3 separate regions of the Homo sapiens genome follow, and all the other regions are linked to region 3. Evidence: chromatin loops called from intact Hi-C (ENCODE). Cell type or tissue: Calu3. All regions are shown on one strand.

Region 1 (8,000 bases), 95 kb after region 3:
GCGCAGTGGCTCACACCTGTAATCCCAGCACTTTGGGAGGCCGAGGTGGGCGGATCACGAGGTCAGGAGATCGAGACCATCCTGGCTAACATGGTGAAACCCCGTCTCTACTAAAAATACAAAACAAAATTAGCCGGGCGTGCCGGCGAGCGCCTGTAGTCCCAGCTATTTGGGAGGCTGAGGCAGGAGAATGGCATGAACCCGGGAGGCGGAGCTTGCAGTGAGCCGAGATTGCGCCACTGCACTCCAGCCTGGGCGACAGAGCGAGACTCCATCTCAACAACAACAACAAAATAATAAAAAAAAAATTAAATTAAATTAATAGAGTAGGAGCAAAAGGCAAGTGATGTCAAGAACCTCTTTTATTTCTGCCAAAAGCACCTCTTCCCTATGTTGATGAGTTAGCATACATTATTCCTCCAGTCTGTGCTCAGAGACTGAAGCAATATAGAAGGAGAAAAATGAAGTACAAGTTAGAACCAATAATACCTTACACTTACATAGTGCTAAACATATGCCAGACACTCTAAATGCTTTACACATATTAGTGAAAGTTAATATATACCTCATTAAGGGCCCACCCCACAAGGAAGATATTATCTGCCCCCCAGATAAAGATATTAAAGCAACAGACTTTGCATAACTTACCTAAAATGATATACTTAATAAGTAGAAGAATTGGGCTTTCAACACAGATATCCTGGTTCCAAATTCTGTGCTCTTAATCACTCTCATCTCGCTAAGGAAAAATAATGGCTATTCACAAGTATAATATCAAATTAAAATAGTTAGAAGGTAGTGGATCAATGAGCAATCTAAAACAGCATGCAACAACATAGAGGAATCTCACAGACACAATATGAGTGAAAGAAGGCAGGCAAAAGAGTGTATTCTGCATTATTCCATTTATTGTATATAGTATACTAGTATATATAGATATATACTATCTACATTATTATAGATATATAGTACATGTCATATAGTGTATACAATATGTAATATATACAGTATATACACTATGAGATATCTAGACATATATAAACTATTTATTTATACATATATACTATATATATAGTATATATAATATTTTTCATTTATATATGCCAAATGACAAAAAACAGGCTATGCTGCTGGAAGTTGGGATAGCAGTCACCCTTGGGAGAGAGGGGTAGTAACTGGAAGGAAACACGAGGAGGGCTTCTGGATGCTGTTAGGCCTGCTTCTTGTTTGTTTGTTTGTTTGTTTGTTTGTTTTGGTCTGGGGTATTGATTACCTGGTGTGTGAGCTTGTGAAAATGCATCCAGCTATGTACTTATGATATGTGCCCATTTCTGTGTGTATATTGTATTTCAATAAAAGGTTTTAAAAGGAGGAAATGATAGGAGCTTTTAGATTATGTCAAATAAAGCAGGGAATGGCCCTCTTTTTTTTTTTTTTTTTTTTTTTTTTTTCTGAGATGGAGTTTCACTCTTGTTGCCCAGGCTGGAATGCAATGGGTCGATCTCAGCTCACTGCAACCTCCACCTCCCGGATTCCAGTGATTCTCTTGTCTCAGCCTCCCGAGTAGCTGGGATTACAGGGGCCTGCCACCATGCCCAGCTAATTTTTTGTATTTTTAGTAGAGATGGGGTTTCACCATGTTAGCCAGGCTGGTCTTAAACTCCTCACCTCAAGTGATCAGCCCACCTCGTCCTCCCAAATTGCTAGGATTACAGGCGTGAGCTACCGCACCCAGCCTCCTCAGTTTTACTAACACTCTCCTTCTGTCACATTCTAAGCTAGGAGATTCTAAAGTGTCATATCCCCTTCTATGCCTTTCCTACCTTTCTTTCTATTTTTCTCTTTAATTTTCTTTTTTTTTAAGTCTTTTTATTAAGGTAAAATATACACATATAATGTATCATCTCTGTTGTCAAAAAAAATCTAAAAAGAGGGAAAGCTATTTTTAGTTTCTTGCACTAAATAATAATTTGAATATCCAGCCTCACTTTTATTTAGGGAAAAGTGTTACAAATAAAAGATAAGAAAGATAACATTTTCTGAACCATCAATAATTAAAGAAGTTAACAGTGACTAAATCGCTTTTTCCCAAGCATGAAGACTGGTGTATAAATGTGTCTCCACCTCCTGTAAGACACTCTTCCCTTCCTAAGTACTGCTACAGCCAGTACCAGAAGGGGGTGGGAGGGGAGGTGCTGTTAGAGATTGGGCTTTTTTCAGAGTTCGAAAGAAAAAGAGAAATCCAGAATTCACAATTGAAAGCTTTGAAAAAGTGTAAAAACTATGATATCTGATTTCACGGCTCTCAAACTCTCAGAACATTGGTTTTGAACAGGACATATCTTTCTCCAAACTGCCATATGGGCCTTTGAGCCTGAGATATCTAATAATGAGAAAAATAAGGGAGAAAATACACCACATTCCCAGAGATTGTTTCTAATGGAAACCCAGTTTTGACAACCCTACCACCTGCTTTATATCATTAAACTGAAAGAGACTATGAATAGGCAAGGGGTGAGGAGAGACATTGCTAATAAAATATTTAAGAACATCAGGAAGAGCCACGTCAGGCTTTTAGTTTACCCAGAAAAAGCATCTTCCTAAAGTATCACTTGACCAAGATTTACTGTATTAATAAAATCACCTTCAGATTATAAAGATAGAAAAATGCATAAAATGCAGGCAGATAACCTATTTTTAAAATCTGGAATGAAAGGACAAAATGTTTTAGATGAAAGACAATGCTAAGCATCTTGCCCTTTGAGGTTGCAGTGTTTACTTTGACCTCATTATTTGCAGGTGATTGGTACTAAGTACCAATATCTGAAAATCATCTGAGATGTCCACATAACGTTGCATAAGATTTAGTATGCCTTGAAACAAACTAACAAACAAGCAGGGATGACTACCTAGTTAATGTCTGAACACTATCTCCTCCACAATTATTGTTGCTAGAGGAGATGAATGATTGATTGTATGTGATGGAATTTACCATCTTTCAAATGTGCATTTTCCTCTTGAATACTGAAATAATGATGGTCCCAGAGAGCCATGCACATTGCCCAATCCATCAGCATTTTTCTCCGTGTTTGACTTTCATTCCTCTGCATTTGATTGCTTCTGAAATAATGGTAGCAGAATTGAAAATGCTTTTTATATTCCCCAGATGATTTTCATTTGCAATAGATAAGCAAATGCAATTTTTCCTATTACACTAACCAGGAAAAGACACCCCCATACATTATAGCGTTCAATAAATACAGGGGAGGGGATTCCATTGGGTACGCTAGCACACTCAAAAGAGAAGGAACTAAGAATGACGTGCAACTAAGCAAGCAAAGTCTTTTTCATCCACACATGCCTAGAAAGTGAGTAGATGTCCTATCTACACATTAAAAGTACACGTCAACCTAATTCTGGGGCCTATTTTCTACATATAAAAAATGGGATTAAGCACAAATCCTGTGCAGTGATTTTTTACTAATTTAAAGTGACATGAGAAGCTTGAATTATCTATCATTTCAGTACATTTGAGTTAATAGCTCTGTCTGGCATTAGTTTCCCTACAATAGAATTTCTCTCCCTACCCTCTTTTTTGCCTCACCCACAATACTTCACCAGTCAGTTTTTGAACAATGGGAAATTGTTTTCTTTGTGGCATTTAGTACTTATCACTGACTGCGGAGGGATTTGCGGAGGAAAATTCCTAAGAGTTTTGCAAGAAAATGTGAGCTGTCAACCTGACTGATCTGCATAAACTCCCTCCTAAATCTCAAATATTTTGCTTTTGTTTCAGGTTATTTTCAATGAGAAAATAACATGAAGGGAGAATGTTTTAAAAGTCCAACTTTCGGCTTCTTTTGCTTCATATTTTGTTACTTTCTCTTTTTTTGGCAAGAGAAACTTAATTATGTAAAGTAGCAACAGCTCACCCAGATCTTGCACTGATCCACAGCACAGATAAGCAGTTTTGAGGAAGTTAAATATTCAGTGAAGACGCTACTAATCACTACCCCAGGAACAGCCCCAAAGGAAGATTATTCTTTGCATTGTGGATGCGCCTGTCATTTGCAGAGCTTTGCAAATACTCAAAAAAGGCAGAGGCTTGGGGAAAAATAACTCTCAAAAGTGAAAATGTAAAATTTACATTGTTTCATAAATTGTACCATCATAATAAAGGTTTATAACATTTTTCTTAGAAATTAAGAGAGAAGCTAGTCTTCTTATAGTTTCAGAAGAAAATGCATTGGAAACAAATCTTATGTGATATGAAATCTCTACAAATTCAGCGATTTGGCTGAAAAATATCTGCATATATACAATGCAGCATTCTTTAGAAATAACAATGCATTCTGAGGGCATTTCTAACAAGGCTAGAAATCATTTCCCCCATATTTTATTCAACTCTTGCCAAATATAGTCTCAGGTTGGTACCTACAAGCACACTTCATCACATTATACTTGGACCATAAATTATTATTAGAAAAACTTCCTAACCTTGAAATTCAATCGGTTCTGTTTGGGTAATCTTGTAGTTTTTAGAAAATGCATCCACATCTAAACTTAAAACAAAAGAATAAAATTTAAAAAAAATCAATGAAGGTATAATTAACAGTATAATAATATAGGTAATACATGTATGAGTGAGATATTCAAAAATGTAATTTAAGCAATATCACTATAAATTTTATAATTTTAGATGCCCTTAGATATGTCTAGGAATAATAATCATGTATTTGCAGCATTCATGTCAGGCTCTTCCTACACAAATTTTTGAGACTGAGAGTTTGATGAAATTTTATGGGTTGTGCATGAACCATGTTTGCGAGGGCTCAGACTTTCATGATAAACTCTGGCTCTGACCTGCTGCTTCCATGCACACTCCCCTTTCACTCCTTGCCACCTGCTTCAGGCATCGTCTTGCCTCTGCTGTAAACTGAACTAGACACAGAACTCATTTTCTTTTCACTGATTTCCGCCAACAAAACAGCCACAATTTTAGCTGAAAGTCTGGGGAGCAAGAAGCTCAAACAACTGAAAAGTGATAAGATGTCCCGTTCTTAAAAGTGCCTTGGCAAGCAGCAGCCTTTTCTCACTTCGTGTCTTCTCTTCTCTTGTGGGTGCCCACTCCTTCTAAATTCCCAGTCATTTCTCCTGCAGACTGGTTTCACCTTCTTTTTTCTCCTTTCAGACTTGCACTTCCAGTCTCCCTTTCCACCCTTGATGCTTAGGTGCTAGAAAGAGAAAGGAGTAGAGGCCATACTAACAACAGTCCTGTGCCATTTCTCGTACTACTTTGGAACATGCAAATTCCACAGATGTCTATCTGTCTGGGAACCTGGGATAGAAATGGGCTTGTGGGAGTAAAATTATTTAAAGTTAAAAAATGTGGCATTTGGACACTAATAATTATCAGGTTAATTGTTCTGAACACTAACAATTATCAGGTTAAATTCACTCATTTTGCAGAGATTTAACTAACCAGAATTCTCAGTAGCAAAACCAAGCCACGAACTCAGTTCTCCCAACTTGCAAGTTCATGATTCTTTTCTATCATCTAATATTTTTACCTTGTGTTTTTTTTAACTTCAAGGCACTTTCTTATAAATATCATTTCCTCCTCTTATATTTCACACTCAGAACTTACTACAGAGGTTAGGTACACGAACTTGGCTTTACTGTCAATGTTTTAAGAATTCTGACAGCTTTATTGACTAGATTTCTATAATGATAGGGGATTCATTTGTCCATGAGAAGCTACAGGTAGAGAAAATAATCCCCAAACTCTCTTTTTTCATGAAAGAATGTGCAAAGCCCAGACAGAACTGAGAAATGGAAAGGCTCCTGGGCCTAATGGAATGCTTACTGAGATCTATTGATTCTGAAGCAGCACATTGATTGGCCATCTAACTCCACAGTCTGTAATGTCTAGCCGAAAGAAAAAGTATGGGAACAGATAAAAGATGTCAGGGATGTCACCAGCTGTGATCACAAGTTTCCAAAAGGGATTGTGACAGTTAGTGAAGCATCTCTTTAACGTTAGTCCCCAGGAATATACTGTCAAGTATTTGTCTCAGTAAGAACCATGTGGCATCTCAGATATTTTCACTTTAGAGTCACATGCAGTTTTAGTATCTAGGTTTGTTTAGATGTTTACATATTGTGAATCACTTACATTGTTATTATGTATTGCCAACTGAAGAAAAGTAAAGAAATAGAGACTTTTAGAAAGTCCTTTACCATAAGGCTTTATTCCGTCAGTCATCCAGACTTCCAACTCTATAAGGGGCTGAATAGATAAAATTAAAAATAATAATAATAATAAAAGAACAGCAGCATGATATAGGGTGTAGGCACAGGAACTTGAACTAGGCTGTCCTGGTGCAAATCCTCATTCTAACATTAAATGGCAGTATCTTTGGGAAAGTCATATAACTTACTTTTCCCTCAGTTTCTTAAACTATATTATAGGGATAATTAATCATACCTACCTCATAGGATTAAATCAAATTGTATTTTTAAGTGTGTAGAAAAATGCCTGGCACCTAATAAGTGACATAAACTGTTTTTAATAAAATAATAATAATAACTTACACCCAGACAGCTGGATTAACCTGCAGGCACATCAGACTTCCTTACTATTTCAATGCTTCCCAGCAGACAGGATCACAGGGTAAATTGATTCAGACTGCCACCAGATAAAAAGATAAGGATGGGAAATTTGGTTTGTCAAATCCAAAAATGGTGTTTTAATATTATTAGAAAAGTCTTTACATCCTACTAATCTCCTCAGGTAAAACTGAAAACCAAAAAATGATTCATTTCTTATGTCTAGAAACAGAAAATATAGGGACAATCAATCTCCTTTGTTAGTAGAGATATTTAACTTCAGGTTAGCTAACCTCTGCCACTCAGCAGGGTCCCCCAACCACCAATTATTGTGTATTCAGGGAGTGCAAACCAATTAACCTGAGCAAACAAGAATAAAAAGATAAGTCTCACAAAGGGGAAAAACCATACAGTGCTCTCCCAAAATTATTCCCTTTGCGAACTGCAATCTTTATTGATTCTCTCATTCTCTTCTTTCTTAGTCAGGGTGGCTAATAAAAAGTTGACTATATACAATTTTTCTATAAAGCTAAATGTTCCTGAAGGATGTGAGAAATAAAAGGAGCTAATATGACTACATTAAAATAGCAGTCAGAATAGTGTACCACAGGAAGGGAATAAATTAAAAATATTATGAGGAATGAAAAAGAATTCAAGATTAAAACAAAAACCACTTACCCAACTAGAAAGGGGAAAAAATAACTACAACCAGGAACATCTACCTAACTTGTGGGGACCAATACAAAATGAACAGGCAGAGGTTCTTGTTCAAAACGTATTAAAAAAAATAAGATGGTAAGAGCAGAGCACTAAACCAAGTGTGGGGTCCTTCTAAGCGTGTACCTGCATAGGTCATGTGCCCATGAAGCCCGCCTTGATATGAAGACATGAGCTTATAAGTATTAGAAAATGAGAAAAGATCAAGGTAAGCACATAAATTCAGATGAAAGTCTAGAAACATTTAAGGCACAAGAAAGGGAAATATTGGAAGACCTGATAAAAGGGGTTAGATTAAGTGAATGTCAGAGAATAGAGGGAGAAGACTAGGAAATAAAGATGAAAACGTGAACAGATAAGAAAGGCCAAAGTGAAAAGACAAACCTAAGTCAACTCCACCTGCAAAAAGCACAATAGCAAGGTAGACCAAAAGAAGCAAGTCCATATTTGACCCTCCAAATCAAGCAACCAACAAGTTGGTACCATGTGCCTTCATGCCAGGGAAATGACGATTCCAGCTACCAAAGAGCCTAATTAGAAGCAGCGGAAGAGGGACTGTGAAAAGGGCAATGACTAAGTGTTACATAAAAAGTTCTTTCAAAGTCCTTTGAGTAGGAAAACATCTAAATGTGGGTCAACCTATTTTTTTAGAATAAAGAGAATGTCTGACAATT
Region 2 (8,000 bases), 150 kb after region 3:
ACAATCCCCAGAAGTATAAGAATGATATATAATCATTCTATACCACATTATAAAGGCTGATATATAAAACTGTATGTCATCTAATTAATTTGGGACCCATTAGAAAAATTAGTTCAAAGCAACAACAACAAAAATTACACCTCAAAACTACAATTTTTTTAAAACTATCTTACAAAATATTTGGGGTTTTAACTTAATCTAACACAGGAAAAGTCTGCTTGCTTATAGCAAATATAGATGAAGATGGGCTGGAAGTAAGGGTTGAAATGGGTGCAGAAGAGAGAAATGGAAACACATAAGAAACAATTTAGAAACCTTATAGACTCAGCGTGGTAGGGGTTTGTCTGTTTTAGAGAGAATTAGTCGCAGAGGAAGAAGGCTGTTGACGCCTTTGATCAATGAAAAACCCTGGAGAGGAAAGACTTACTCAGTTCAGGGTTAAATAGAGATTAAAAACAAAATGCTTAGAGGAGATGAGATGGCAAAGAAGGCCAGAAACTTTTAAAGTAGTGGGAGCCAGCACACACAGGAACTATGATCAATCTCTAACGTCTCACACTTCATTCAGAGCTTTCTTCAAACTGCTGAAACCATGTTATTTCATAGCATTTGGGCTGACTTCAATCGTGAAATATTTTTAAAACTGTCTCTCAAAGAATGGAACTTTTCTTTTAAATCATAATTAAATAAATGTTGTTAAAAGGAAACTCTTATAACAAGTTTAGAAATTCCATAATTTCTTTTCCTCAAGAAGTGATCTTATTTTATAGTCCAGATGGTAATGCTGACCCTTATTAACACAAATTAAATTGCATATATCACCTAAATTGTGCCTCATAGTTTTATCCAAGAAAAACAATGAATATTAGCAGATTTACACAGATGTTTCTTCTCTGATAAAAGTAAGAAAACTCATCAGAAAAGATTAATTTTGTCCTCTTACACTGAGATACGAATCAGCCATGTAATTGCTACATAAATATAAACATAAAATTTTTGTATTAGGTATTAGTTAGAAAAAAACAAAGTAGACCTCTTACACAATTGGAGGTGAGAAACTCTATGGAAAGAACGTCATAGAACACATCCATACAATTAGTAACATGAGATTCTGACAAAGTCAGACCAGATGCAAAGCAAAGCAATTATAACTAAAGTTAATATGGTAATATTCATGAATACTTGAAGTTGTGACTAACTACAAGTGAATGACTGAAAAATTTCACATTAGATACCCCTTATTTTTAACAGTGGCCCCATGGTAAATCTAATAATGGGGGTAAATTTTAATAATTTTTCTATAATATGGAATGTACTCAGAAAATGACAAAAATTAAACTCTAGATTTAAATTCCAAAATCTGTAGTATGACAATTAAAATACTACCTAGAGAGGGTACTAGTTAGGAGTACTAGTTAATCTGTATAGGGTACTAGTTAAAGGTGTGGATTCTGTAGGTGGACCATGCAGATTACCATTCCACCTCTCCTGCTGGCATTGGTCTTTTCCAAGTGACTCGACCGCTGTGAGCCTCAGTGTCTTCACTATAACATAGAATAATACTAGTAGTAGTAGGTGGCAGTAATTTTACATAGAGGTGCCACAATATCTTTTTGCCATCCACTGGTTTTCTGAATTTACAATACAGAGCCAGGTTCTCCACTTTGGAGGACCAGAAAGGGTCCTTTATCAATATACCCAAAGTCCATCAGTTTCTCAGTAATAACTTTATAATAACTAAAACCACAAAAGATTGAAGGTATCTAAGAATACCAATCCTTAAAAACAACCCATGAAGTACATATTATTATCCCCATTTTTCAGATGAGGAAACTGAGGTTTAAAAGTTTAACTCTCCCAATATATCAAAACAACTGAATAGCAGAGCTGCTCTTCAAACCCTAGACTGTAACACTCCTATACCACTCTGCAATAATGGTTCTCATGAATGTTTTTATTCTACAATAAAGATGTATAAGGATAGCCACATTTGTATAATCTATCACAGTGGTTCACAAAGTATGGCCTGGAACCCCTGTGGGTCCTTAAGACCTTTTCAGGGAGTCCATGAGGTGAAAACTATTTTCATAATCATACTAAGATACTATTTGACTGTTCTATTTTCATTCTTTCATCAGCATATAGCGAAGTTTTTCAGAGGCTCCATGATCAGTGATATTGCAAGAAATTGAACGCAGAAACAGATATCAGAATCTAGCTGTCTTCAGTTAATCCGGACATTAAAGGAACTTGCAAAAATGTGAAACAATGCCACTCGTCTAACTAAAGTGTTTTTTCTTTTTTTTTTTTTTTTTAGTTTTGGAAAATAAGATTTTTATTAAAATGTTATTTATTTTAACATGTAATGGGATTTTTTAAAATAAATTATCAATACATATTTTTAGATATTCTCAGTTTTTAGTTTGAATCTACTAAACATACTTAGGTATAACACACATAAACAAAAGCTCTTCAGGGGCCTCAATAATTTTTAAGAGTCTAAAGGTGTCCTAAGAACAAAAGGCTTGAAAACTGTGAAGAACTTTCACAGTACTTATGCCATTGCCAATACAAGATTATAGGTAAGGAAAAAAGATTATACAAGGAGTGTTTTTCAATAAGCAGCCAATTTAGTTTGATAGTTTTCTGGTCACCCTGAAATCAAATGTTATTTGTACCACTGCACCTACCCAAACTGAAGGCATTTTTCCATGATGAAAGGCCTTCCAAGAAATTATTGCCAGACGATATTATGTGAATTTTTTTATTGTTTGGGAGGAAAATGGGATATGAATTAAGAAGTGAGAAGTTGAATGATTCTAGGAAAATGATATTTTATTGTGTGTTTTTAAAAAGGAGTCCATATCTTAAAAGATTGATTGCTAAAGAATCTCTTCCACATAATACAGGGAAAGAAGATGAAAAAATTAGCTTACTACCAACTATCATAAGTCTTTAACCTTAAAAAAAACATGAAGTCTACATATATGTGTGTGCTATAAAAATGTAACTATAACAAAAAATACATATAATTTACATTATATTACATATACCATTTAGATAAACCTGTTACTTCTGTGCAGGTTCCCCCAGACTCACCCTCACCCTTTCTTTCTATGTCCTGACCCCAAATCATGAAGTGCCTTGGCTGCTCTGTGACCTCGCCAGCTGCAGTTTTTTCCAGCAGGCTTGAACCGAAACCACGGCCTTGAACATTTCCAGACACTGAAAAAGTTATCTAGGTTGTTGCTCAAAACACTAAAAGAAACTGGCCCCGGGCCCTGAGCCAAATTCCTCAACCCTTGATAAAAACTTCCTACATGACTCCCTCATTTCAGACATACCTAGGTAGAACAGCCCCTTTCTCTCACTGTCCGCCACAAGGACTGGAGCAGCGCTCTGTAAGTTCCCCTAATAAATTCCTTAGATTCATCACCCTGGCGTTTAGTGCTTCTTTCTTTAGAATCTTAACCAGCCCCATCTCTGGATGGTTTGGGGAACTTCCCTGCAGAAATTCCCCTGCCGCCACTTTTGGAGCAATTCCAGCCATGGGTTTGGTAGGACAAAACGTCTGACAGAGAAGAAAATAGGAGGCTCACTGCTGCCTTGATCACTATAACAACTTTGTTGATATATGGATAACTATCTAAATGTTCCAAATACAAACTAATGTTCCTATATCTAGCAAGTGTATATTTAAATGGTGAATTAGGATTCTCCAGAGAAACAGAACCTATAGAGATTAGGTAGATAGAGAGATAGACAGATGATGGATGGATGGATGGATAGATAGATAGATAGATAGATAGATAGATAGATAGATAGATAGATCGATAGATAGACAGACGGTTATAGAGATAACTTATATCAATAAGTTATTGACTCACTGATTACAGAGGCTGAGAAGTCCTATGATCTGACATCTGCAAGCCGTAGACCCAGAAAAGCCTGTGGTGTAGTTCAAAGGCCTGAGAGCCAGAGGACCGATGATGTAGACTCCGGACCCAGCCTGAAGGCTTAAGAACAAGGAGCACCGAGGACAGAAGACTGACGTCCAATTCAAGCAGACAGGCAGAGGAGAGCACAAATCCAATCTTCCTCTGCCTTTTTGTTCTTTTCAGGTGTTCAAAGAATTGGATGATGCCCGACCAGGTGCGGTGGCTCACACCTGTAATCCTAGCACTTTGGGAGGCCGAGGCAGGCGGATTGCCTGAGCTCAGAGTTCGAGACCAGTCTGGCAACACGGTGAAACCCCTTCTCTACTAAAATACAAAAACTTAGCCAGGCGTGGCAGCGTGCGCCTATAGTCTCAGCTACTCGGGAGGCTGAGGCAGGAGAATTGCTTGAACGGGAAGCAGAGGTTGTACAGTGAGCAGAGATCACCCCACTGCACTCCAGCCTGGGTGACAGAACTAGACATTGTCAAAACATAAAAAAATTGGATGATGCCCATCCAGTTATTTTCAGGCGCTCAAAGAATTGAATGATGCTCTTTGGGGAGGGCCATCTGCTTTACTTAATTTACCAGTTTAAATGTCAATCTCTCCCAGAAACATCCTCATAGACATACCTAGAAATAACATCTAAACAGACATCAGGGCATCCCATGGCCTAGTCATATTAACACATAAAACTTACCATCACAGATGGTGTTTGTCACCTCTAACCTATCTCCAAACAAATCATAGATGATTTTTAGAACATAACTTTTTAAATTTTTTAATCGTTTATATTTGCTGCGTAATCTTTTCTGTCTTATTTCCCGTATGTATAGAATGATAGCGCATAGAAAGAAATAATTCTCACATATTTAAACCAATGTTAAATGGTTATAACATGTAATTACTGCAGCCTCCAAAAATGATGATGATGATGGCATATTCATCAAGATGTAAATGTATTAACAAAGCAATGCCAATTGCTTAAATTCTGGTACCTCCATATATAGTCTACATCATTATAGAGGGGCAGGAGAAATGCAATAGCAAAACTACCACCTTAATAAAACAGCTCAAAATAATTTACAGGCATTTTTACTTCAAGATTTCTTAGATTTGCTGTTTGGCATAAACTAAGTAAGTATAAGAGACCAAATATGTGAAAGTAACAAGTAAGTGCAAGAAAAAGAAACATATTCCAAATAAGCCATAAACAACCTCTCTACTACAGAGAAAATACAGTCAAAGGCTGTTGAGTTATCCACAGACACAAAGGCATTTTTTAAAAAGTGGGTGATGGTGTGGAGGGAGGAAAGAGATTTGACTTTAATGTTAAATGTTATTGGAGTTAGCAAGCATTAACTCTAGACTATTTTTCTCTCTGATTTACACAAAGGTCAACCTCTGACTGAAAAATGTGAGCCACAAGTGAAATATTTAATTTGTTAGACGACCTCTAGTGGTCATCCAAGACACACGTTGGCATGTGAAAGAAGAGTTGTTTATGTTACCGAGAACAAAATGATCAAATAACTAGGAGGGATCAGGAAAATGTCCTTTACGGTAACAGAAATTTTCGCTTGATAAAATAACTGTAGAGTATATCAAAATGCTTTAAAATGCATGCACATTAATCCTAAAAGTCTATTTTTAGAAAAGTATCCAAAAAAAAAATTTGACAAAGGCTCAAAAATGTTATGAGCAAGAAAGTTTATTCCAGCATTGCTGAGCAACAGTGTGTAGTGGCAAACAATGTCAATTGATTAAATAAATTATGGTACATTCATATAGTGAAATACCAATGCAGCCATCAAGAATAATAATAATGTCATTATGTTAAGTGAAATAAGCCAAGCACAGAAAGACAAATATCCCATGTTGTCACTCATATGTGGCAGCTAGAAATGTGGATCTCATGAAGATAGAAATTAAATTGGTGGCTACCAAAGGCCAGGAAGGATAAGAAGGAGGGATGATGAAGGGAAAATTATATATAGAGATATGTAAATGTAGTTATTACCACTTAACTGTACACTTAAAAATGGTAAGGATGGTAAATCCTATACATGTACTTACCTCAATAAAATTTATTAATAATAATGATGACATATTTATTGAAATGAAATGAGTTAGCAAAATAATGTTGAATTTAAAATCAAGTTAAAATTACAATAAAATAATATATAATACCACCCTTGCTAAAAAATTATGAGTGTTTTTATCTGGAAGGTATAAACTATATAACCAAAGGATTAGAGGTAAATCTTTGAATAGTAGAATTATAGATGGGATTTGTTCACAAATTGATTTTCTCCTTTGTTGTATATTAACATATTATTTTGTGATAATGATTTCTATAAAAATTAATACACATAAAGAGATAATGGTCCATGAGATTACAGACTATTTCTCACAAAATTTATCAAGAAGGAATTTTTCCTGATCCATCTAGCCCTACCACCTTTGATGGACTTTGCAAATATCTCAGTACAATCCAACTAGCTGACATGTTTTCTCCCTCCCTCTAAAAGGTTGAAAGATAACATAGTATCCTATGCACACTTCCTTCCTGGAGCTTTATTTTTTTAATTGCACCTTAATTGACCAAAACAAGAAAGCATACCATAGATTTATTTTTATTCTTGAAAGAATAAAGGGTTTTTATCCAGGAATTTTGATTATTTAACCCAAATATTTAATTTTCCCAACCCCAAATGATTGAGGTAGAGAAAAGGCTATAAAACACAGAATTTTAGGGGTAACTCTGTCTGAAGTCATCATAAGTTTTGTACCTTAGCTTCTTATATCACTTTTACTATCAAATGTCCTTTTAGAAAGCATTGTCCACATTATAAAAATGGTCCAGCATCCTGAAATTGCTTCATTTACATCATAACTAAAGGTCCTTGATGGACTAAAGAGTCATTTTCTACACTGTTCAGGGAGTGAACATATGCATGACATGGATGGGACATAGGCCTGATATACCTTCTATTTGTTCTCAAGTTTCCATTGCCTTTTGTATTATTTTCTATTGTTCCCATATCAAATTACCACAAGTTTAGTGGCTTAAGACAATGAATTTTATTATCCTACAGTTTTATAAGTTGGAAGTCTAACACAGGTCTCACAGGGCCAAAGTCAAAGCTGTTTTCCTTTCTGTAGGTTTTGATAGGATCTATTTCCGTGACTTATTCACCTTCTAGATGCCTCCTACATTCATTGGCTTATGGACCCCTTTTTTCACCTTCAAAACTAGCAAAGGAAAGCCAAGACCTTCTCACATCTCATCGCTCTAACTGCTTACATGGTTACGTCTCCTTTTCTAACTCTGCCTCCTCTTCTGCCTCCCTCTTCTACTTTTAAGGACCCTTGTGATTACACTGGGCCTGCGCAGATAACCCAGGATGTTCTCCCTACCGTAAGGTTAATTGACTAGCAATCTTAATGCCACCTGCAAGCTTAATTCCCTTTTGCCATGTAACCCAACATATTCATATGTTCCAGAGATTAGGACGTGAACATCTTTGGGGCCATTATTCTGCCTACCACACCATTTAAAATGTTAAAACATTTATTATGCCAAAGGAAATTATGAAAAGATACGTAATTTGTAGAATGGTATTCTACACAATGGAAGAATATCACATTCCATATAAAATTTGTCAAATGGTAGTTATTCTCTAAAGGTGGCTTTCTAATTAACCACGCTTCCAAATAGTCACGCCTTTATGTTCCCTCATTTTGGACCTAGGCTGGCCCTGTGACTCATATTTGACCAATAGAATATAGCAGAAAGATTCTGCATGACTGCTGAGGCTAGGTCATAAGAAGCCATCAGCTTCCACCTGAGTCTCGGGATGTTTACGCTGAGGGAAGCCAGCTACTGTGTAACAGGCCCAACTATCTTAAGAATGCCATACTAGAGACAGAAAAACCTGGAAGTCAGCCCACAGTATCCCAACACTCCCAGGTGAGATGCCAGATAAGTAAATGAAGAAGCCATCTTAGACATCCAACCCAATCAAGCCTTCAAATAATTCCAGCAACAACAATCATCTC
Region 3 (8,000 bases):
ACACCAGTTTCACTAGTTCAAAAAATATTTATTGAACCTTTGCTAAGTGATGGAAACTATTCCTGTGTTGAGAAAACAAAAGTTAACAAAATAGAAATAATTCTTCAAAGAGCCATTACAAACATTACAGTATGAATATCATCCTTGTTTTCCATTTGCTTCAGTTTTTGGCTTTGCATGCGTACTACATAGAAAAATTTTGATTTTTGCAGGTAAATAGCTACAAATGACAAAACATTGCAACCTCAGAACTTAGTCACTCATTCAGAAAGTGTTTACTAAATATTCCCGTGGACCTGGAGTCATGCTAGGTGTGAGAGATAAAACAATAAACAGAAAAAAATGGTCTCTATTCACTTGTGGTAATTTAAAATGTGAAGAGTTATGAGTGAGATGACAGGAAATTTGTTGCAAGTTCTGGCAAGAGAAATTAATATGCATAAAATACTAATCCAAAAAAATGTATTATTCTGGAAAGGATACTTTGTCTCATTTGGCAGTATTTTAAGGAATATATTATTTTAAAAGTGTGTGTTGACATTTTTTTTTTTTGTTTGAGCTGGAGTCTCACTCTGTCACCCAGGCTAGAGTGCAGTGGTGCGATCTTGGCTCACAGCAACCTCCGCCTCTCAGGTTCAAGCGATTCTCCTGCCTCAGTCTCCCGAGTAGCTGGGACTACAGGTGCCCGCCACCATGCCCGGCTTTTTTTTTTATTTTTGTATTTTAGTAGAGACAGGGTTTCACCCTGTTGCCCAGGCTGGTCTTGAACTCCTGAGCTCAGGCAATCCACCCTCCTCGGCCTCCCAAAGTGCTAGGATTACATGCATGAGCAATCATGCCCAGCCATGTGTTGACTTTCAATAATGGTTTTTATTCATATACACATATACATGTAGATATCTATACATCTATATGAATATATATAAGAAATATGCACATATTGCTTAGTGAAAGCTGAATCAAAACCCTGAAACAGCTCACTAAAATTTAGCTGTCATAGAAATTCACTGTGAAAATCACTGCTTCAGTTAAATGGGATAAGCTTATTCTATTCTTAAAAGGAGAGTTTTTTATATAATAATGATAGTTTTCACATTTTCTCTTTATTTTTCCTAAATGTATAATATATTCTAGAGCTGGCTCAAGATTTTCTTTTTCTGGTATGGGGACACAGTTCTAGAAGAGTGAGATTCTATGTTTATAAATAGCATTTTGAAGCAAATCTTGCAAAAAGATTTGCTCCCTCATCAGAATATCTTTAACGAGATCAAAAGAATTTAGACCATAGAGTTCTGTGTGTAGAGAAAATATCCCAATTTACTACTGAGAATCACTCAATAGGCTGGAATTGAGAAAAAAGGTGACCGACTATTTTCAATTTGCCTAGACTTTCTAGATTTTGAAAATCAAAGTCCTACATCCAGCAAAACTACCTTAGTCCTGGGAAAACCAGCATGGCTGGTCATTCTAATCCAGACCCTAGGTATTTTGAGTTGGAGAAGAGAGAAAGAGGAGGGAGGAAAGTAAAGTCAGTGGTCACAGCTCTCAGTAACAAAAGGAGGGTACGATGCAGGGCAGGGCTTCCCTTTCCTTCCTCGAGCAAGACACGTCATGGTAAATCTGGTAGGGCTATGGGGTCAGACAACTGGAAACACTGAGAATCACTTTCTTCAGCTGTCCTTTCTTTATGTTGTGGATTCTGAGCTGAAGAAGAGTAGCACATCAAAAAGGCCCACTGCAGGAGGGATGGATAAGGGAAGAAGGACCAGTGGGCTACAGGATGCATCAGACATTCAGGACCTGCAGTCAGCAGAAGCAAATTTGAAAGAGACCAGATCAGTGGTTACATCAGCCACAGGTCTCATCTACAAATGCCCGGGTGGAAAAGTGGGTAGAGGTATTGCCTCAATACCACAGGACACTCTAAGGGCATTTTATCCATGGACTTCAGTTCTTCTGCCTCATCATGAGATTGCATAGGCCATATTCCTCCCTTCCTAGGTCTTCATTGAAACTCTAATAGAATGAGCATTCTTCTCTAAGAAAGACTGGACATTATCCAAACCAACCGCTGAAATTCTTCTTTAAAATCAGATGGTTTATAGATAGAACCCATCATATTTCTTCTGCTCATCTGAGTTACAGCATGAGTTTCATGTGTGATCTTGCTAGAAGTATACAGCTGCACAAGGCTAAACAGCTAACATTGTAAGGATCCCCAGTCAAAAGATGCCACCCAAAGTGAGTGAATATGGTTTTCTAGCAAGTCAGTCATCAAGAATTTAAGTGCCTTAAGGACACTTACTTAGTACTGTACTTGGTTATGCGCTTTATGTGGCAAAGAAATAAGCTAACAGCTCTTGTTCGTAGTTTTTTCACTAAAATACGGTTCATCTCCAATCTCCTACTCCCGTTGGATTTATTTGTCAGGCTTTACCCACTGCACTGAAACTAAAAGGAAAAAAATATCTTGCTGATTCACATACCTACTCAGAGGCTTCAGCATGCTGGCTGCCCAAGAGAACTTTAACAGCTCAGACCCCTTTCAAACAGCAGTGAATCTCTTTAAATCTAGAGGATTATGCTTTTGAAAGATTGGAATGAGGAAAATCCTCTTTTTAAAAAAAATCCTCCTAAGACATCATAAATCCAAGAGTCAGTATTTTCACCTGGTTTACTAGAGCCAAGGCATTTATATTACTCAAGATATATATTTACTTATTTTTATAAAATATATTCTCCTAGAGGCCTAGGTGTCAAGTGCATTTTCTTCTTCCCCAAATTGTAAATTAATTTTTAAAAACCTTTTGAAAATACACTGTTTGCAGACCAAGAACTGTCCCCCTAACACAACCATGCTTTTGTATCATGTTCATCCACTCTGCACAGCTTAAGTAAAATGACATTGCAGGTAGCCAGATCACTTATGTCACCAAGAAGACAAATAGTTACCTTTGTAACAGAAAGTAAAATAAAAATCAGTATCCAGCTATTTCATCCAGAGAAGTCAAATTGGTACTAACACTCACCAAAAAGTCAACAATTGCTGACACAGTCAGGAGGTTGAGAAAAATCAAGTAGAAATGAGGAAATAGGGTTGCCTGCCAAGCATACCCACAAAAAGCAAAGACGTTTTGACACTCTTAGTGAATTCTCACTACAAGAGGAAACTTTTGTTGGACAACACCCAACAGATCTTAGTGCCAAGGTCAGGATAAGATTGCCCAAGGAAGTGACCCGGACAACTCTGTGTGACTTCTGGCTACACCGTTACCACTGGTCCAGATGCCTGGTGATGCTGGCAGATGCTAAGGCAGTCGGGTGTTTATGGTTTGGATCTGGGAGAAGGAAATACAGCTAATAGCTCCAGTGGTTGAACAGAATTAGAAAAGCTATGACTAAACCACCTCTATAAGATTATGAGTCATCTCTAGATGGTCTTCCCTTTTGTACTGAATGGAACACATTGTTATAAACAACAAAATCTAAATGTAAGTGGAAATTACACAGGGAGTCATTCCAACAATGAGCAAACTTGAGAAGAAATACTCTCTAAGATAAAGGATTTATAAGTACCTACAAAGTGCATCATGTGTGGAATGCATTTGAGAAATATGTCTACCTTGCTTTTTTAATATGTGGGAAATTCAACATGGATCTATTTTTTAACAAAATCAGATTATTATTAGACAAATTATTATTTAAAAACTATATTGCACTAAGTCCTTTTATCAAAATGAAGATCCTACATTAAAGAAAGCAACATGCATTCTTCTCTCTCTGTAAATTTGTACCACCAAATATTAGGCTGTTTTGTTGTGGGGTATACAAGTATCCAAGCAGGTGTTTGAAGGAAGTCCCCAAATCTTATCTTCTTTGAAACAGGGTAATACTCAAATCATTTCAGAGATACCGCTCTCTGTACTATTCTATAGCCTGCAAAATGATTAGGAAATTTATTTTGCCCAGTTCTCTATCTACCTATAAAAATTAGGGCTTTGAATAGAAAGTATATAGATTGGCAAAGATGAGGCTATTCATACCCCAAAACTATGTTGAATTTTACACAAAAAATTTCAACTATTCACTTAGAGAAGTTTATCTGTGGTAAGGGTTTAAATTTTAAAGTAAAAATTCTAAGGATTTCTAATCTTGTGTACTTTACTTATTCATTTGCTTATTTTAGAGAAGTGGATTCTCTTACAGATTGGCATAGACAGGATGCCTAGGACAGCTCTTTATAGCTTGCATTAATACAAGGAAATTTTGTCTTTTTCATTAGAACTCTGAGTTTCCCATCTACCTTATCATGGGTCTAGTTTGAGGCACTATGGTTGAGGTAGGACTGAGTGTGACCAACCACTATAGAACAGATTAAGTCAGGACTAAACACACAATTCCAAGTGAAGGCAAAAAATGAAAATATCAAATATATTTAAAAAAAATTTTTTTTGAGACAGAGTCTTGCTCTGTCACTAGGCTGGAGTGCAGTGGCACGATCTCGGCTCACTGCAACCTCCCCCTCCCAGGTTCAAGCGATTCTCCTGCTTCAGCCTCCCAAGTAGCTGGGAGTACAGGCGTGTGCCACCACACCCAGCTGATTTTGTATTTTTAGTAGAGATGGGGTTTCACCATGTTGGCCAGGATCGTCTTGATCTCCTGACCTCTTGATCTGCCTGCCTCAGCCTCCCAAAGTGCTGAGATTACAGGCATGAGCCACCGCGCCCGGCCGGAAATGTCAAATCTAAAGGTGCCATGAGCAGACAGACAAAAACAGGTCCTGAAACAAAGGGTCTTAGACCCAGGTCAGCAAAATGGAGATGGTGTTAAGGGTGGGGTTTGGGCCCATGAACCAGACAGAGTGGAGCCAGGGAGGATGTCATATGGCATCAATTCATACAGCAAAGATCCTGGAAAAGGAATGCGGGCCTAGCTCTTCAGCAGGGAAGGAGCTTCTGGGGAGCTTGGCTGCTCACTGCTCACGGAAGGTTGAAGTAGCCTTCTTTTGGTGGCACTTCCTTAGAAGATTTGCCTCTTCTTCCATTTCCTATTCCTTTTCTCTCCATTACAGGGTTGAGTGTTTCATTCTCCTGAGTCCCTAACACCCTGTCATCATGGGTCTCCCAAAGTCCTATTTCACATTTTGTTTCTTGTAATCGCCATTTCCCGATTTCTTCCATGGACACCTTCTAATGTGTTTACATGTATACGTTTGTTTGCATGTGTTCCTGAAAGACTGTAGTTTTGCGCGGTGTACATACATTTTTATAAATGGGTGTTTATTTTCTATTTTCTTCTGTTTTTCACCATTTAATCAGAACTGTTGTTAAGCTCCATCCATATAACTGTCTGTTCATCTAGCCCGTTGCACAGAAGTTCTGCTTGATTCTCCATTTAGTAAATCCACCACATCTTAGCATCCACTCCCCTGGTAACGGATTGCCTTCAGTTCTCCCCACCACAAACAATGCAGCAATGAACAGCCTCAGACATGTGTCCCATGAATCTGTTAAAGAATGTCTGTGGGACATATGTTCAGAAGTAGAAGTTTGGGTTGAAGGATACTTAATATGACATAATGCTAAATATAACAAGGTAGTATGTGGCTGCCACAATCAACTCCTACCAGCGCCATGTTAATTTCAATATTCTTACATGCCTGAAAAAGTTGCCATCGTCCATCTTTCTAATTGTTGGCAGCAAAAAGGATGTGCAAACCATGGCCTATTGGTCAGCTGCATGTTTATATAAATAAAGTTTTATTGGAACACAGCCATGCCCATTTGTTTATGTATTGCCTAGGCTGCTTGCATGCTACTGTGACAGGGTTGAGTAATTGCAAAGGGACAATAGGGCCTGCCAAGCCTAAGGTATTTACTATCTGGCCCTTTAAAAACAGTTTGATGACTTCTCAGAAGTGTTAATTGTTTTCATATTCATTTCTCTGATTATTTGAATTGGACATCCCTTTGATACAGGACAGGCAAGCCCCCAAATCGGGGTTTAGCCCAGCAGGATTCTTGGCTTCCTCCAGGAAAGAATTCAATGGTGGGTCAGTGGTGTTAAATAGCAACTTTTATTGAATCAGCAGTGTACAGCAGCAGCAGTGGTGCTGCTCCTTGCAGAACAGGGCTAACCATAGGCAGTGTGCCCAGAATAGCAGCCTAGAGGCATTCCAGCACTCATTCATATTTATACCCACTTTTAATAATATGCAAAGTAAGGGGCAGTTTATGCAGAAATTTCTAGAATGAGAGTGGTAACTTCCAGGCTATCTCCTTGTTGCCGTGGAAAGAAGTGGTAATTTCTGGGTATTGCCACAGCACATTGGTGGGCCTGTGTTATGGGGAGGTGCTTCTGCCCCTGACTTGTTTTAGCGAATCCTCAATTTGGTCCGATGACCAAGCCCCACCTCCAGAGTAGAGTTCTGCCTCCTACCTCACCTTTATATACTTGTTGGCCTTTCGATTTTCCTCTTTAGTAACTTACCTATCTGCACCGTTTTGGATTTTTCTTGTTGATATGCAGGAGTAAGTTATACTCAGAAAGTAGCTCATCAATATTAGAATTGCAAATATCTTCTTCATCCTGTTGGCTGCCCATGAATTGTATATGTGGTGACCTTCATAAAAGTGAAAACCTTAAATTTTGGTATCAAATTAATCAAAGTGCGAACTTACGGTTGATGACTTTGAGGTTAAAAAGCCCTTCACCACAGAGTACTTACTGATTTTTCTGAAGGGATTTTTTTTTGTTGTTTGGTTTTTTGCATTGATCAAAATAATATTTCCTTTGCTCTATTAATGCAATGAATCATGTAAATAAATTTCCTGAATTTCTAAGTTTCTGTAGTTCTTTGATACCTGAACTAATTAATATGGTTTATATTAGTCTTTATTGTATATGTATATTCTCACACTTGGTTGTAAACTACTAACAGAGAAAAATACACACTCCATATTGTAGAAGTCCAATAACACCTATTAAAATTATAAAACTGGAAGAAAGATTGTCATGGCCACTATGAAATGGCTTCCAATTATTGTATTAGACCAACTCTATAAATCTTTCATTAGTATCCTGAGAATCAACTTTACGCCAAACTCAGAATTGTAAAGAATATCTAAACGCTGCTTGCTAGTGCTGGAAAACACGGAGTTGTGTTAGTCATCAAAATTTAAAAACTAAATAGCCAAAAATGAAATTATTCTTGTAATATATAATTAGCATTTCAAAATTTAAAACATACTTTGTTTTCCTCATTAGTTTTGTCATTTCTGTTCAACAACATGGAAAATTATAACCCATAAAAGTGCTTTTGTCCAAAAGAACTCTTGTCCTATCATAACTCTTACATGAAAATTTCCAAATCTTTTAAAAATCTTAATTCATACTCAGGGTTGTTTTACTACCTTTTTTAAATAAAAAGAGTATGAACAAAATGTTTTGATTTGCCCTTTTTCATGATTTTATGCCCACATTATAACGCCTAAGGCAGAGTCAAAAACACAAATAGCTTTCCCTCATTTTTAGTCTAGTAATTCAAGCTGAGTTTCAGATTGGGCAATGGAAATGGATCTATGATAGTACTAGTAATACCAAGAAAATCCACGGTTTATTAGTGTCACACCAATGTCTGTACTCCTTAGATTTAAATGTATTACATATTAGCTCTGTAATAATTTACGCATGTCACAGACCCCTCCTTCTAATTTGGTGCCAAAGTTGTATGTGAATTTCATATTGACAAGAATCCAACAAAAAGAAAGAAGTGTTTTTAATCAGAAACTTTTATAAACAAGTTTCAGCATGGAGAGATTAAATATCTGTGGACTTAAGAATTATAGAGCATCCGAACTATGAAAGTTCAAGTTAAGTTCTAGTTAAATTTTATTTAATCAAAATTATCTTTAATTAGGTATGTGTATTTTAAACTTGGTATCTAACTGACAAGAAATATTCAGATGACATAAGTAAATATTCATTGGCTGACAGAAATA

Evidence for each region. A loop is a pair of places that touch in the nucleus more often than their neighbours do. Peaks named below come from ENCODE experiments on the same cell type or tissue, not always from the same donor. Only the 100,000 strongest peaks of a DNase experiment are listed, where the experiment ranks them.
Region 1: it touches region 3 in a loop (1.8-fold over the local background); 4 of 110 quality-filtered maps call a loop at or near these places.
Region 2: it touches region 3 in a loop (4-fold over the local background); 4 of 110 quality-filtered maps call a loop at or near these places.

What each region holds. Positions count from the first base shown.
Region 1 is chr1:193,458,806-193,466,805 of GRCh38, reverse strand. The region is part of intron 2 of LOC124904475 (a long non-coding RNA gene); the gene reads right to left. Among named protein-coding and RNA genes, the nearest start is that of LINC01031, 160 kb to the right of the region's middle. In Calu3, no CTCF peak of the experiment used is centred here; a DNase peak (open chromatin) is centred at 3,685.
Region 2 is chr1:193,404,406-193,412,405 of GRCh38, reverse strand. No RefSeq gene overlaps it. Among named protein-coding and RNA genes, the nearest start is that of LINC01031, 100 kb to the right of the region's middle. In Calu3, CTCF peaks have their summits at 3,416, 5,224 and 5,427 (motif pointing left); a DNase peak (open chromatin) is centred at 3,275.
Region 3 is chr1:193,553,993-193,561,992 of GRCh38, reverse strand. The region is part of intron 3 of LOC124904475 (a long non-coding RNA gene); the gene reads right to left. Among named protein-coding and RNA genes, the nearest start is that of LINC01031, 250 kb to the right of the region's middle. In Calu3, no CTCF peak of the experiment used is centred here; a DNase peak (open chromatin) is centred at 3,262.